Regions from separate parts of the Mus musculus genome. Here all the other regions are linked to region 3. Evidence: chromatin loops called from intact Hi-C (ENCODE). Cell type or tissue: left cerebral cortex. All regions are shown on one strand.

Evidence for each region. A loop is a pair of places that touch in the nucleus more often than their neighbours do. Peaks named below come from ENCODE experiments on the same cell type or tissue, not always from the same donor. Only the 100,000 strongest peaks of a DNase experiment are listed, where the experiment ranks them.
Region 1: a loop joins it to region 3, with 6 times the contacts of the local background. A loop is called at or near these places in 3 of 42 quality-filtered maps.
Region 2: it touches region 3 in a loop (2.5-fold over the local background); 5 of 42 quality-filtered maps call a loop at or near these places.

Annotation. Positions count from the first base shown.
Region 1 is chr1:106,793,538-106,798,537 of GRCm38, forward strand. It overlaps Vps4b (vacuolar protein sorting 4B), which reads right to left and starts at 3,188. Exons shown (of 11, transcript NM_009190.2): 1 at 2,884-3,188. The coding sequence starts at 2,910. In left cerebral cortex, no CTCF peak of the experiment used is centred here; DNase peaks (open chromatin) are centred at 2,747 and 3,184; H3K4me3 peaks cover 2,022 bases; H3K27ac peaks cover 723 bases.
Region 2 is chr1:106,757,491-106,762,490 of GRCm38, forward strand. Kdsr (3-ketodihydrosphingosine reductase) reads right to left here and starts at 2,252. Exons shown (of 10, transcript NM_027534.2): 1 at 2,054-2,252. The coding sequence starts at 2,161. In left cerebral cortex, a CTCF peak has its summit at 2,339; DNase peaks (open chromatin) are centred at 1,383, 1,767 and 2,320; H3K4me3 peaks cover 2,226 bases; H3K27ac peaks cover 1,375 bases.
Region 3 is chr1:106,882,020-106,887,019 of GRCm38, forward strand. It overlaps Serpinb5 (serine (or cysteine) peptidase inhibitor, clade B, member 5), which reads left to right. Exons shown (of 7, transcript NM_009257.4): 7 at 1-1,329. It also overlaps the pseudogene Pou2f3-rs1. Among named protein-coding and RNA genes, the nearest start is that of Serpinb5, 23 kb to the left of the region's middle. In left cerebral cortex, a CTCF peak has its summit at 2,031; a DNase peak (open chromatin) is centred at 2,015.

The DNA of each region.
Region 1 (5,000 bases), 88 kb before region 3:
CCTCTCATCATTTCTGAAAATTGCATGTGATCTCAAGATAAAACTTTTTACAGGCTTTCTCTGTGTAGTCCTGACTGTCCTGGAACTCACAGAGATCTGCCTGCCTACCTGGCCTTCAAAATAAAACTTTGACGAAGCATTGTAATTTAGAGGCTGGAGAGATGTTCCAGGGATTAAGAACACTGGCCTTCCAGAGGTCCTGCATTCAGTTCCCAACACCTGCAGGGTAGCTCACAATCATCTATAACTTCTTTTCCAGGAGATGCAATGTCCTCTTCTGGCCTCCATGGGCATCAAGAACACACATGGAACACAGGCATAAAGCAGGCAAAATACCCATACACATAAAATACAATAAATTGTAATTTTACAATAAATTTTAATTTAAAATACATGCAGACATATGAAAATAAGGAAGGAGCATAAACACTCCAATAGGGAAAGAGTATAGGCATGGGGCTAGTGAGCTACCACAATAGGTAGGGAATAGGTAAGGATGCCTGCCACAGTAGGTAGGGAGTAGGTAAGGACGCCTGCCACAGTAGGTAAGGACGCCTGCCACAGTAGGTAGGGAGTAGGTAAGGACGCCTGCCACCAGGACTGATGACCTAAGTTTGATTCCTAGGAACCATTCAACAGAAAATGAGAACAAACTCCAAGTTGTCCTCTGACCACCCACAAATGCTATGGCACATGCTCACACACACAAGGACGGACGGATGGATGGACAGATGGAGGGACAGACTGATGGGGGTGGGATAGTTTTATATGGACAGCAAACATTTAGGAGTGGTTTGCCTTTGGTTTTAACTTTATGTTCTCTGCAAGGTTTTTATTACATTTCTGCGATTTTTCTCTTCCTGGAAAGCATTCTTCTTCAAGTACACAGAATTTTACAGGGAAAGAAAACCACAAGCATATAAGCACACAGACCTGGATTCAAAGCTAACCCCAACACTAATTTACGGCATCTCTCTTTGGGCACACCACCACCTCAAGAAGTTCGAGTTTCTAATACTGTGAAAATGGAATAACACTGGCCTTGAAGAGCTGTCCTGAGGAGTCAATGAGATCACATCAAACACTGAGCCAATCACAGTCGGTGCCTATTTTATCTGAGATCTCAGCACCTTCGAGAAACATGTCTTACTTATCCTAGGAAGAGTGAGATACACCCTTCTGGGATGCCAGCTCACACTAACCTCTAATTCTGTTATAATCTTATGGAATTGTATTTAAATTCTGGTGGCATTTTGTTGTTGTTTGCTTTCTTGGTTATTTGCATTCCGCATTAGATTAAAAGCATCTATTTACAAAGATTTTTATTTTGTTCCTTGGGGAAATTACTCATTTAACAATTCTTTATCAAAATTTTCTTGGTTAGAAAGCTGAAAAGTCTGATGGAGAAAAACCACAGTGGAACTAACCACTAACACAACTGTAGCTCAACATCCCTCCTTCTTACCACTCACAGCTATACTTTTAATATTTTTCAGTCTCTAACTGGCTCACTGAAGAACATCCAACAATCCAATTAACATACAATGCATTCTGGTTACAGAATCAAACTACAAATGTTGAAAAAGAAAGATGAGTACCACAAATGAAATTATCTTTAATATCCACAGGAAAGCCGTTATCAATCAACGAATACATTCACAAAAGCAAAATCATCAACAACAAATCCACTAACCACCCCACAAAACAACCAAAACAAAACCCCAGCATTTTCCGAAAAGGGCTACAAAATATAAGGTTACAAAAACTCTGTGGAAAAAAAAATATACATACAGATTAATAGTGAACTTACTCTTAATTCTTAAAAATGAGCCATGGCTGCATTTAGACTTTATAAAAGAGAGCAATCATTCATAATCTTTTAGGTTGAGTTTCAGGATAAGACCCACTAGACAAACCTCTACTCCCCGTCTTGGTGTGGAGTGATCCCTATTCAAATGCCCTTCCTTTGGGTGGAATTTCTTCAGAATCAATTATCCTACGTTAAGGAAATATGTTTACATTATCATTGTTACTTATATCAGACACTGAACAAATACCTATTTGACTACCAGAAGACCAATATTTAAGGGTACTTTGTCCTACTCCTTGGTAAGAAACTAACCAACCTATTTGGCTAGAAGTCTTGGTTATTCTTCTGGACCCCATGGACGAACCAAGGATGATGGGAGACGGCGTTACAAACATTTGCCAATGCACACCGTTCCACGAAGCAGCAATAACCCCTTTCTAACATTATCTTAGGAATCCGAAATGTACCTAGAAAACACTTTTTGTTTTTGTTTTGCGATGAGGGCGGGAAAGTGAAGATACAGATTAAAATACTCCCTGATCTTAAATTCAGTAATTCGGGAGAACATACTCTTAATGAATTCATGGGGATGGTGCCAACAGGCTCGCTCTAACCTAAGGTTCTTGGCCTATTCACCGGATACCTGGACGTCTTTGTTTATCAGCGTAAGGAACTGAGAAGGCAAACCTTATTCTAAACTGGTCCGGAGTACTGCTTTGGGAAAAACAATAACAAAAACAAACAAACAAAAAAAAAAACCCTTTTCCTTTCTTCTTGGTGGACAGACTGGAGATCTTCCTGGTTGGAGAGATCGGCCCAGTTCGGCCCAAACTCCGCTGTTTTGTTTTCCAATCTCACAAGCAAACCAAGAGTCCCACAGACCTTGAGGCTGAGGCGATGCCAAGGCCGGCCCCGCTGGGAAGCGCCCCTTCGCCCGGGTCCCGTCTGCGCGGGCCCGCCCTCCTCCGCCGGGGACAGGGGCGCGGCCGCTTCTCAGTCCCCCGCCCCCACTCCTTCCCCGCGGGCTCCGGCTCTCCAGAGGGGCCCAGAGGAGCCCAGAAGGACCGCGGTACCTGCAGGTTGGTGTTCGTGGACGCCATGGTGGAGATCCGAGGGGTCCCCTACTACAGACAAGGCCCGCAGCAGCGCCGTCGAGTCGCGCCCGGGTCACCACCGCAAACCGTGCGGAGGCTGGCGGCTCTGAGACCCCCCCAGCGGCAGCCCCAGCTCCGGAGCCGTAAATCCAGCAGGAACTCCAGCAGCCACCCGACCCTCCGCACAAAACTTCCGTAATTTCGAGCCCCTTAGGGCTCTGGTCCCGCCTCTGGCCCGGGCACTTCCGCTTCGTCATCCGCACACGCGCTAACCAGTCACCCAGGATGCGTTTCGCCACAAATGAACTCTCGCGAAATGAGAACAGGAAGCCGAGATGCGGAAGTCAGCCTAAAGGCATGTGGGGGATTCTGGAGTGAAGTCTGGTGCTGGAGAGGGACGTCAGTTGTTAAAACATAAAAGTGTGACAAAAGTGTGTAGCTCAGCTAATGTATCGGACATTAACATTTTAGTTTTAGTAAGCAATAGTACAGTCATTTCAGATGCTATTAAGAGAAAGCTGGATGACAAGTACGTTGGAATTCGAAAATTCTTTTTGCAACTCTTGTGCAAGCGTTTCAAACTAAGGTTTTCTTTTCGAAATTATTGCTATCTGCTCCTTATATTCCAGCACAATAAAATACCTATTGTGTATATAAAATGGTAAAATGTAAATGGAGCCTTCACCCCTACTGTCTAGTGTTTACGGTACTGGGAGGTACTTTGCACAGAACCAGAGGAGAAAGGTAACCATCACCCAGCTACAAACCGTGGGACCTACAGTGGTGAGCTGCTTGCAGATAGGCTGGCTCAATACTGGCACAAATGTAAGAATAGCCAGCCACTCTCTGGTTGGATATAAGACCCAGCTATGGGATGGAACAAAACTGCTTGGGTAGCCATGAACTTTAGACTGGATAATCATGGTCTTAGGAGAAAACCACATACTGTTGTTCTGATTAAAAAAAAACACACACAGCAATAAAAATGACTCCCAACAACATTCTGCTACACCCATAGATCAGTGATTCACTCTCCAATCATCAAAGGAGTTTCCTCTTGTAGTATATGGGAACTAACCAGAGACCCGGAACTGAACAGTCAGTGTTCAGTGAGAGACCTAATGGGCTATCTTCATCCCTCCACCCCAGAGCAAAGAAATCTAGAAGAGGAGGAAAGACTAAGAGCCAGAGGAGTTTGGAGGACTCCAAGGAAGCAGAGTCACAAAAGGACTGAAGAGCAGAGTTCAAGTCAGATGGGGTCCCAGCACCGAAAGGGGGAAGTGGATGAGCGCTCCCACCCTAACCAAGAAACTATCTGCAATGACACTCACTTGCAAAGGAAAAATTAATTTTCTCCAATGAAACCTTAACGGGTATATAAACCACGCTTAAGGACAGGTCCTAGGCCGACACAAACAAACTCAAAGGTATTTTTGTAGACTTTTTGTCTCATACTTTGAACATTCTTTTCTACCTTGTCTTTTTCCTGTATGTTGTAGTTTCTAATTTTGTGCTTTAATGTAATTTTTGTGTGCATGTGTTTCTTTGGGTTCTTTTTCTTCCTGTTTGCTTTCTAAAGAGAGAGAAAGCAGAACATGAAGGTGGATGGGTGGGAATGTGGAAGGGACCTGGGAGGAGTTGGGGAATGAGAAATCATAATCAGGATATATCATATGGAAAAACTTTTCAATAAAAATAAGATGGAAATGGAATTCTTTATGTGCATAAAGGTTTACAAAATACTTGTGTACATATTTTATCTTACTGAATTCTATGAGAAATGTGTCTGATTTTTATAACTGAAGCTAATTGGGTGATCAAGAAAGCCCATTGCACAGCTGGGTGGTAAACTTAGGTCACTTATCTCCAAGGGCAATCTCATCTGAGAACTGAGGCAAACAACCAGAGGCTGAATGAACCCTGACTCTGGAGTGGAGGCTCAGTTCCGATCACATGAACAAGGATGCCCTAGAGAAGTGTCATCTGAACAGAATCTCAAAGTCTTAAATTGATTTCCACAGACCAGGACATTTCAGACAGCAGTCAAAGCAAGAATAAATGCACAAAGGAAAGCCATCCAACGTGTTTATGGGAGG
Region 2 (5,000 bases), 120 kb before region 3:
CAAATACCATTTAAACGATACTGTCTCTTTAAGCGCAGCATACAGGCCCTACTAAGGGCACCAGCAACTTTCCTGCTGCTAGGAGCACTACTCTCAGTCATCCAGAAGGAGGGACACTGAACAATCATCTACTGGATGAGAAGACCAGCAAAGCTTTGCTGCTGTGATCAGACACCACAGCACCAGCGTATGTGAACTGCTCTAAAAACAAAGAGCTTGGCTCACTCTCCTGATCCCAGATCACAACTAAATCACATTTTACTCTTCAGATATTAAAAAAGGCAGATAGGGACACCATATGAATAAGCCATGCTATGTTGTTTATACCAGTAAACATACATACATGCATAGCGGTAATTATTTTTTATTGTATTAAAGCAGGATCCTGGGAGGGCTGGGAAGTGAGTGTTTTGGAGTGCATTATGTAAAGTTCCCAAAGAATCAATAAAAATATGTTGGGAAAAAGAATGCGTCTATTGAAACAGCCCTAACCTCCTCTGTGAAAGAGCCGGGGACTGGGGACACAAGAACAAGTACCAAGGGTAGTTGTGAGTACCTTGTAGTTGTCGAATTAGTTTTCATTCTGACTTTGGCTCTCCTCCCTTGCCCCACAGCTGAGCTATACAAGCACAAGTTGATTCAGCGTTGTGTATGTAGGTGCACCTGTGCAGAGGCTGGCAGTGTCTGGCATTTCAGTCACCCTGCACCTTAATTTTTGCGACAAGGCTTCTCCCTGAACCTGAAGATCATTCGTGCGTCTAGGCAAACTATCCAGTGAGCTCCAGGGATCCACAGGTTGTGGCCCCAGTGCTGAAGTTAGAGGCATAGGCCCAGTGAGCATGTGGGTGCTAGGGACCCTAACTCAGGGCATGATGCACGGCAAGCACTTTACCAACTGAGCCATTTCCTCAGCCGGCAAGTTCAACTGCTTTAGTCACGATTTTGTGGATGTAAAACTTTAGCAACTTGGCATGATTGTAAACTTTGGCTTTTTCTAATAACTCTTTCCACATCATGCATAGCAGCAGCTGGGAATAAATCAGTAATTTTACAAAAGACAAATTAATGGAAACACATGTTGTCATCCAGAAATTCTTGTTTGGGATAAATCATACTAAGATAACCACTCTATCCTGTAACAACGCAGTGGGGACTTACTTGGATGCACTCATGTAAGTCACCTAAGGGCACCAAGGAGATTCGTGCTGCCGGTTTGGATACTAGCTGTCCTTATTCGCAACTCCTCGCCTCACTGTGCCTCGGGTTTTGGGTCTATATAGGACACCGAGGAGAAATGCCAGAGTTGAGGCTCTGAGCTGTGGGGGCGGGGTGGAGGCATAGCCAAGCCTGCACATAGGAACGTGCGAGCTTCCGGACTTTAACAAACCAAACCACTCATATCTCCTTCCATCTTAAGCTTCTAATCAAGCTGGTTAGCTCTTCCTTCTGACGCCAGAAAGGACTGCACTTGAGCAGTACTCAGCAGACCCTGGCTGAGTTCAGAGACAAGCCTGCTGGCCAAACCTGCCAGGCCACCCCTCAGGTGTATCACTTCCTAGAAGCCTCTGGGGGCTCTTTGTCACTTGCACACGACACCCTACAGTCTCAGCTGCCTGGGCCAGCCCCAGAGGCCCAGACCCCCTCCTTGCTGTGGGCTCCTTAGGATTCCCTGGCTGTGGCTACTCCCATCCGGGTTTGCGCCCTTATCCTGCTAGTCACCGACTGCCGTGTCCTTGGCAAAGTTTCTCAGTCTCTCTGTTGACTCATTGGGGAAACTGAAGATCCAAACAGTGGCAGACAGGGATGCTCCGGGGATCAGCGAGCAGCAGAGCCCCTGAGTCCTGGAAACTAGGCTGGCGCCTTCTCCACGACACTGCCCTGTAGCCCGGCGCCTTGGAGGGCGGGTTCCTGAGGTCCGACAGGGCAGGGCAATGCCGGGGCTAAGGCAGTAGGTAACCCGCCCCACTCAACCGTTCCTTTCCGGGACCGTGGTCTCGTTGGCCCAAGCCGGCCAAGCAGTCCTGGGCAAGCTCAGCAACAGGAGGCCACTCACCACTACGTGCGCGCCGGGCAGCGCGAGGGGCTTGGGACTGATGAGCGGCGACACCATGTAGAGGAGCAGCACGAAGGCCACGAGGCCGGCAGCGGCCAACAGCAACATCTCTGCCGAGCGACTACTGGGAGATCACATGCACCAGCAGCCGGGAGTGTTTGGGTTTGCGAGCGAGGGCGGGACGGCGGCGAAGGGAAGAGGAGGAGCCTGGGCGGGGCGGTCTCCGCTGTCGGACTAGCTCCTGGGCCCGCGCCCCCTTCAGCTTCAGGCTGCGGCTGCGCAGGCTGTGCGTGCGTAGGCTCCGGGTACTTGGCCTCCCCGTTGGCCCGCCCGCCAACGTCGTGGGAGGCTTGCAAACGGTGGCTTTTGGATCCACGGATTTTGTTCTGTGCCTAAGTCCTGGTATTCTTCTTTGAAATCACAGATTCCAGTTCGTGTATTTATGGCTCACTCAGAAAATGGTCACCGCTCCCTTTCGCTTTGAGCGTTGACTTGGATTTCTGATAATTGAATTTCGCTGAAAACTGTACATACATCCTGTAACCAAAGCAGATGCAAACGCGGAGGCGCGGGGAGCCACCGTTGTAGAGATTTAATTCCAACATCTGGTCCACCGACTTAAAATAGTTTTAGTTTAGTGTCTAAACTATCGCCACAGTCTTTTGTCGCCCTACACAGCAACCCTATAGTCATTAACAGTCACAGTTCAGTTTCTCTCTCTCTCTCTCTGTATAGCCCTGGCTGTCCTGGAACTCACTTTGTAGACCAGGCTGGCCACGAACTCAGAAATCCACCTGCCTCTGCCTCCCGAGTGCTGGGATTAAACGCGTGCACCACAACGCCCAGCTCATTTTCTCTTAAATGGTGCAGTTATAGGCAATCACAAAGCTCTCTGGACTTGTCTATTCATACAAGTGGAGTTCTAATAATATGCCCTCTGCAGTGCCTAGCTTCTTTGACTTAGCATACTAAGATTCTTCCATACTGTACCTATCAGTATTTAATTTCTTTTTATTGTTGATAATATCCTAGTGTAGGCTAGATTATTTTTTCACTCATCACTTTTTGATCAAAACAATAACAAAAGAAAAAAAAAGCTACTGGATCCAAAAGGAAGGAAGGTCTTTTGCTAGAAAGCTTTAAGTCCTGTGCTAGATCCCTCTGGCCCCACAAGGTAGGTTGTCCTCTGACCTCTACTAGTATGTCTTGGCGTTCACCATCACACTCACTGAATACATTTTTGGTAAGGTCATGTATGGCCAGCCTCCTTTAAACAAAGCCATTCCTATTAAACCTCCCCAAAGCAAAGAAAGAACTTACTTTCTGGATTAGGATGATATAAAGCTAACATCTAGCCTTTGGCCAAAGCTCATTTGAGCAAAACAAACCTCCAACACTTGGAGGGTTCACTGGGTAGCCAGAGATTTTAAACTCTATTTCTCAATATAGCTGGCTATCCATATTGTATTATAATCGTAACAAAGAACAACCTGTGCTATTGTGTCACAGTAAGGTATTAAATCCCAAATCTATGTACTTTCACATATAAGCTTTTGAGTGTGCATGCTTTGGCTCTCTCATCGCTGGCCCTCAAGCCACTCTGCAACAGCATTTGAAGGGCTCTGCCAGACCATTTTCTTAAGTAGTAGCATAACTTTTCACTCAGCTAGGTCAACTCCAGACTTTCAAACCCTCTACTCCAAAACTCTTTTCCTCAGGATTATTAAAACCTTTCCATAGTGGGTTTTGTTTTTTTGGTAAATATTTTTCCTTTTTTTTTTTTTTATTTAAAGAAATGTAGTTGTGGTTACAAACAGCAAAAGGAATTAATCTTTTTCTTTTATTGATCTGTGCCCAGTGTTAGTTCATAGATGTGAGGGAACAATTCCCAGGACCTGTAAAACTAGGTGGAAGTTGAAGGGCTCCCAACCCCTCTGGTTGAAGGGAAGTTTGTTGGATGGACTCGTAGTGCTCCAGAAAAGCTGTCACACTCCTGATTATGTTTATCACAGGGAAGGAAACAGATCAGTACACCAAGAAACAGTGCCCAGGGCAGGTGGGAGGGCTCAAACACAAAGCTACTGTTGTAGCCTCCCATAGACTTGGTGTGCTGCTTTTAAAGCCCCTCTTGAAGTGTCATTCTTTGAGACGTGGAGTCCAAGGGGGATCTATGAGCCTAAAGTGGTATCATTCCGACAGGTCATGTGATGATGAACTGGACTGTATAGAGCTGGAATTTAGCATTGAGACCCAGTCTTTTGACTCTTTTTTTTTCTTTCTTTTTTCTTTTTTAATTGCTGTTCTTTTTCAGAGAGAAGCTCTCATGAGCTCTGGCAGGCCTGATAAATGGCAATGTGCTTAGTGTTGCAGCCAAGGAAACTCACCTGCATTCCATGTCCAGAATTTTGATTGTGATCTAAGTATATAGCCTTGACTGAAAGAAGTCAATATAGTGGGAGTCCTAAATAACTTTGCTCATCTTGCAGGCATCATCAGCCCCACCCTAAAGTCCTGTTTGGCCAGCCTCCCTTAAACAAAGATATCCCTATTAAGCCTCCCAAAAACAAAGAAAGAACTTACTTCTTGGATAAGAATGAATTCTGATAAGTAGATAACATCTAGCCTTTGGGCAAAGCTCACTTCAGTAAAACAAACCTCTAATACTTGAAGGGTCCACAGGGAAGCCAGAGGCTTTTAACGCTATTTCTCTATATTTGGCTATCTGTAGAGTAAATCTCACCAAAGAACACCTTGTGATATTGTGTCCCAGTAAGGTACTGTGGTGTACACATAAACCCCAGCACTTGAGAGGCGAAGAGGGGAGGATCAGTCATTAAGGTTATTCTCTGCTATACCTTAAGTCCAAGATAGCCTAGGCTACATGGTACCCTGTCTCAAAAAGTGTCAAAAGATACTGATCATTACCAAGTTCCTGCTATATCCAGTT
Region 3 (5,000 bases):
GAACTTGTCTGTAGTCGCAGAGCTCTGTAAACTTTGTATCCAGACAATCACTTTCTATACAATAAATTGTAAATGTTGCTGAATCAGGAAGCAGTCCACATTTGTCATATGTAACCTTCACACTAACAGACACCCCTTTTCCTAATTCTTCCTTGTTTTCCTTTGTCAAAGAAAACAGCGAATACTTGTTGGGAAAGGGAATCACTTTAGAAAATATGTGCTCTTCATTTGTCAAAGCATTCAGAGCTATGGATAAAAATGCAGTCTTCAAGGGAGGAACTTCTATAGGGATGATGTGGGGGACATTATTCTCAGGGCTCTGCATTACTGAGATAAAGAATGTTCTAGAGATCTCCACTTCCTTCAACTCTTAAGAACAAGAGTATAGGGTTCACCAAGTACCTTTTTAAAGTGAATTTGTGTACATGTCACAATACTGTAGGTCTAGAAGTCTCCATGTTAAACCTTAAGAAACAGTTTTCTTCAATATCCTAATTGGAGATTATAGAAAGATGACATGTTGTAAATACTATATATCATGGAACTCCACAAATAGCATATGGACTATCACCCTATCAACCAATACCTTAATATTTGTTCCATAAATATAGACTATTCACACAAAACAAGTACATAAAGATAGTTCATAAGTGATCAATTTTTTCCCTGAAAAATGAGTATGTTATCAGCTCATGGAAACACTTTGAAGAACATTCTAGATCTTGGAGTGTTGGATAAAGAATTCTGGGCCTATTTTAGCTGAAGACTAAGACCCTAAGGGAAAGCTCAGCTTTTACAAAAGTTGGCTTTCATTTTTCCTAGATCTCCCATGTGGTCATTTGGGCAATGTTGTTGCTGGCAGGCTTCTAACCAGATCACAAGGTCCCTGACATCTCCAGCGCCAGCAACTTAAAATCTACAGGAAGTCTCGTGATGCTAAGAGTTTTGTGGCCATTAAAGGAACTTTCCTTTTTTGTCTAATGCGGCAGTGGAGAAAGAGAAGGGATCTCAAACCTTCAGAAAATACAAGCAACACTATTTAGGTACACATAGTTCTTTGGCATATATTTTCTCAGTTTACAAACCTAACGACTTCAGATAACAGTGTGTAGTCTACATAAATAATTTATAAAATGGTTCTGGTAAGTCAGTTATGTTGCAACCTAATTTTAAAGTTGCCACCAAAAGGAAGTATTTGCTGCAGTTTTTCTTATGTGTCTTTCCTTACCCAATTTCTTGCCATTTATTGTAAATAGGGTTTTTTTTTCCTCCAAAGGTTCAATGGTGACTTCTTTTCTGTGCTATTGATAATAAAATATTATTGAATTATGTGCCTTGTTCTTGCTCTATTGGCTTAGAATTACTATCTTGAAATAGAACCAAGACACCTATTTATTAGAAGCATTTATATGTGTAAATCCCTTCTAGGTTAATGTGGAGTAAAAAGAATACAAACGAGTCATGTCCTTGCTGTTCTCCCTTCTCCCTGGCCATTGGTTCTTGCACTCTGAGTAATCGAACAAAGAGAAGGCCAGATTGTGTCAGAATCATTCAAGCCCTTCCAAGTTGAAACCACAGCCACTCAAGAGGACATGCAGTTCCTCTCCAGTTCTTTTCTCTTTGGGTTCTTCCTCAGAATGGAACTTTACTACGATCCATACGTTTGTGGTGTTTTCCTTAGTTTGTGCATTTTCCTTTAGTGACACGTTCATTTCTTTTTAATTACTTTTAACATCCTCCAATGTGTTTTCTTTTTGTTTTGTAAAAGGAAAACGGTCACTTGTACAAGCTCCCCACTCTTGCTCATTTCCTCCTTCCAACTTATAAATAAAATATGGGCTAATTCTGGGAAAGGCACGTGAGTGTGGAGAGGAGGGAAGAGCCTGGTGCCTCCTGGCCAAGGGCTCAGGGAGCTTCAGGTGGGTGGGTCCCAGAACTTGGAAAGCACTGACAGTTTTGGTCAGTGTCTCCCTGGGATAGGCTACATTGGTGGTTTCCATTCATAGACAACGTCTGCCCTCTAGGGGATATTTTTCTTATTACTACTGAGAGAGCATCTCTTGGTCTGGTTAATACCTGCATGGGAAAAGACCCCTCCTCCCTGAATAGTGTTATCCAGTACACTATACCTAGAGTGACTTAGGAGATATCAGCATGGCACTTGCTAAAAGACAGATCCAGAAAGAGCATCCCGGAAGCAGAGGAAGAAGAATGGTTTGGAACTGCACTAGAGGATGAAGGAAGGATGTCTTCTTTCTGTCAGCTGTAATGAGACCTAAATTTTGTTTGATTGCTTATTTTTGGCAGAGCCTGCTTAGAGGACCTATCTGGTTGGGACATGGGTTCCAGTTGGATTAGATGGTCTTTAGAGTCCCAAGAGGACACTGTGCACATGAGCTAACATTTGGCTCCTCTCATCCTGATAGCATACCACAGTGGCTCCAATCCAACAAGGCCTTCTACCTCTTCTTTTCTCCACACTCTTTGTATTTGGAGTGGAACAGAAGGATATGTGTGGTGGGAAAAAGTAGGAAAGAAGCCCACTCCTACCACCTTTTCCTGTGAGTCGTGGGTCTCTGGCAGACCTAACTATGGAGGATAGGGAAATTTTCTATCAGAAAGGACCCAATTCTGACTTAGGTTTCTAAGCTTGTTCATTTCTAGAAACGTCCATATGACATATGGCAGTGGCTGGGGAACATCACACACAAGCTGAGAGGTCAGTCTTTGCCATGACTAGTAGGTCTTTTTTTCTTTTGAATTTTAATTTTGTTATATTGAATTTTACAATCTAAATCAAACTTGGGGAAAACACACCACTTTTCTGCTTGTTTTAATGACTGTACACATGCATCATTTCACTTAAATATCCCCAAAGTCTCCTACTTCCAAGTTTTTTCTCCAGTTAATACTTAAAACCAACTGGACTTTCTCGGGGAGGTGCAATTTATTAATTTCTTTTTTTCCTGCCAACTATGGTTGGGGCAAACTTTTCATCTTTTGATTATGAACACCACATGTGTCAGGTCCCTATCCTTCCTCTCACTTCTTCTGTTGGCCCTACTTGTGGCTTTGAAGGTGTGCTAGCAAGGAAGCTAAGGGTTCATTTATTTGTTAGGATTGTATGTAAGGCGAGGGCTGGCCATGGAGTAGCAGGAGGAGGTCCTCACAGTCTAAAGTGAGTCATATGTGATATCATGGGTGCTATCTCCACTACTGAACTTCCATCTCCATTGTCAAATGCCCAGTCTGCTTGTAGTCATAATATAGACAGGAGAGAATTTGCAAAGGACAGATACTAATGATCACAAAACTGCATTTGGACACTTATCGTCACAAGCTCTAAGTTTGCTTTTTGAAAGTATTTGTCATGACTGTATCAAGCAGTGCTTTTTGAGGGGCTCTGCTGGTTATGTCATTTTGGGCTAAGTAGGATGGGCATTAAGAGCTATTAGTTTCTGTCTTCAGGGGAATGATAATTTAACCAGATAATCTACATTAAGGATGACCTCCAATAATACCAAGTCTAACATTTGCCACCTATTCATGCCAATCAAAACACTGGAAATTGCCAGTGGCAGTGTAACATTAAGCAGTCTTACACTGGGACTCCACAAGAATTGGATACATCAACAAGCATTTGTTTTATGTAAGACCCCAAAACGCCAGGAATATATTATAGATTCTCATGGAAGAAGTTGAGGCTCTTATAGCTTGCAGCAACACAACTGCTTTCTGACTACCCGTCCTTTCACAAAACAACAGCACCCACTGTTTGTTCTATCTAAACATTCTTTTGAAAAATACACATGCAGAAGAAGATGTCTATACAGCTGAAGGAGGTTTCCCTACTGTCTGTATCTATGTTCCTCATCAGGAGTCTCAGAAACTCTTCTAGGCTTGCCTCTTCTGTTTCATGACACTCCTCTTCAAGATAAGCTGATATCCACCACCATCAACAGAGACATCATCTGTCCTGTTTTTGTAATTTGCATACATGAAGGCATGATGTGTTCTCTTTCTAGTTGGCTGTACAAACACCTTCAATATTGTTGTGTGCAGTTCTGGATCATTTTTCCAATTTCCAATTTTCATTATCATTATTAGGTTATTATTTATAGACACTGCTTTTTGCAACTGTGGTATCTACTGTCACTATTCATCATGCCTGGAGAAGTTAGGCTCTTTGCTATGAATGATGTACTATTATAAGTCAGCTTTCAGAATAGTACTCTGACAACATGCAGGAGATAAAGAGAACTGAAATAAATTTTACCACCAGGATTAAAACTCCAGGGTTCTCAGTCCACAGGTTATACTTGTTAAGAGTTATTGAAAGCTTGTCTAAAAAATTAGTAGGTCTTCAGGAAAAAGACACTGCCGTACAAAACAGGATTCCATGGTTGAAGCCTTTCGAGAGCTTATGCTAAATAAAGTTGGGCACTATTGAGAAGGTTGTGTGTTTTTGAACCTCTGGGAAATCGATGGCACTTCCTTCCTTCCTTCCTTCCTTCCTTCCTTCCTTCCTTCCTTCCTTCCTTCCTTCCTTCCTTCCTTCCTTCCTTCCTTCCGTCTTTCTTTCTTTCTTTCTTTCTTTCTTTCTTTCTTTCTTTCTTTCTTTCTTTCTTTCTTTCTTTCTCTCTCTCTTCTCTCCCCCTCCCTTCCTCCCTTTCTCTCTTTCTTCCTTTCTTTTTTTAACAGTGGAATACTTTGTCATTGCTGTACAAATATATTTAGAAACAGAGAGACTCCTTTGAGTCTCAACAGTTTCCTGGTCTTTAGGGAAAAAAAAAAGGTACCATTTCTGGGATGGCTTTCATGTGACAGCTTTACACACAGATCCACAGAAGGAGACTCCACATATAATGTTCCCCCCAAGTCAGCAGAACCCCAGCTAATGGGGGAACTCTGTGGGGTATTCCACACTTTGTTATCCCTCCTCCTTTTCTAATGGAAGATAAAATAATATAGAGACATCTTCAAAATTTACACCTGAGTTA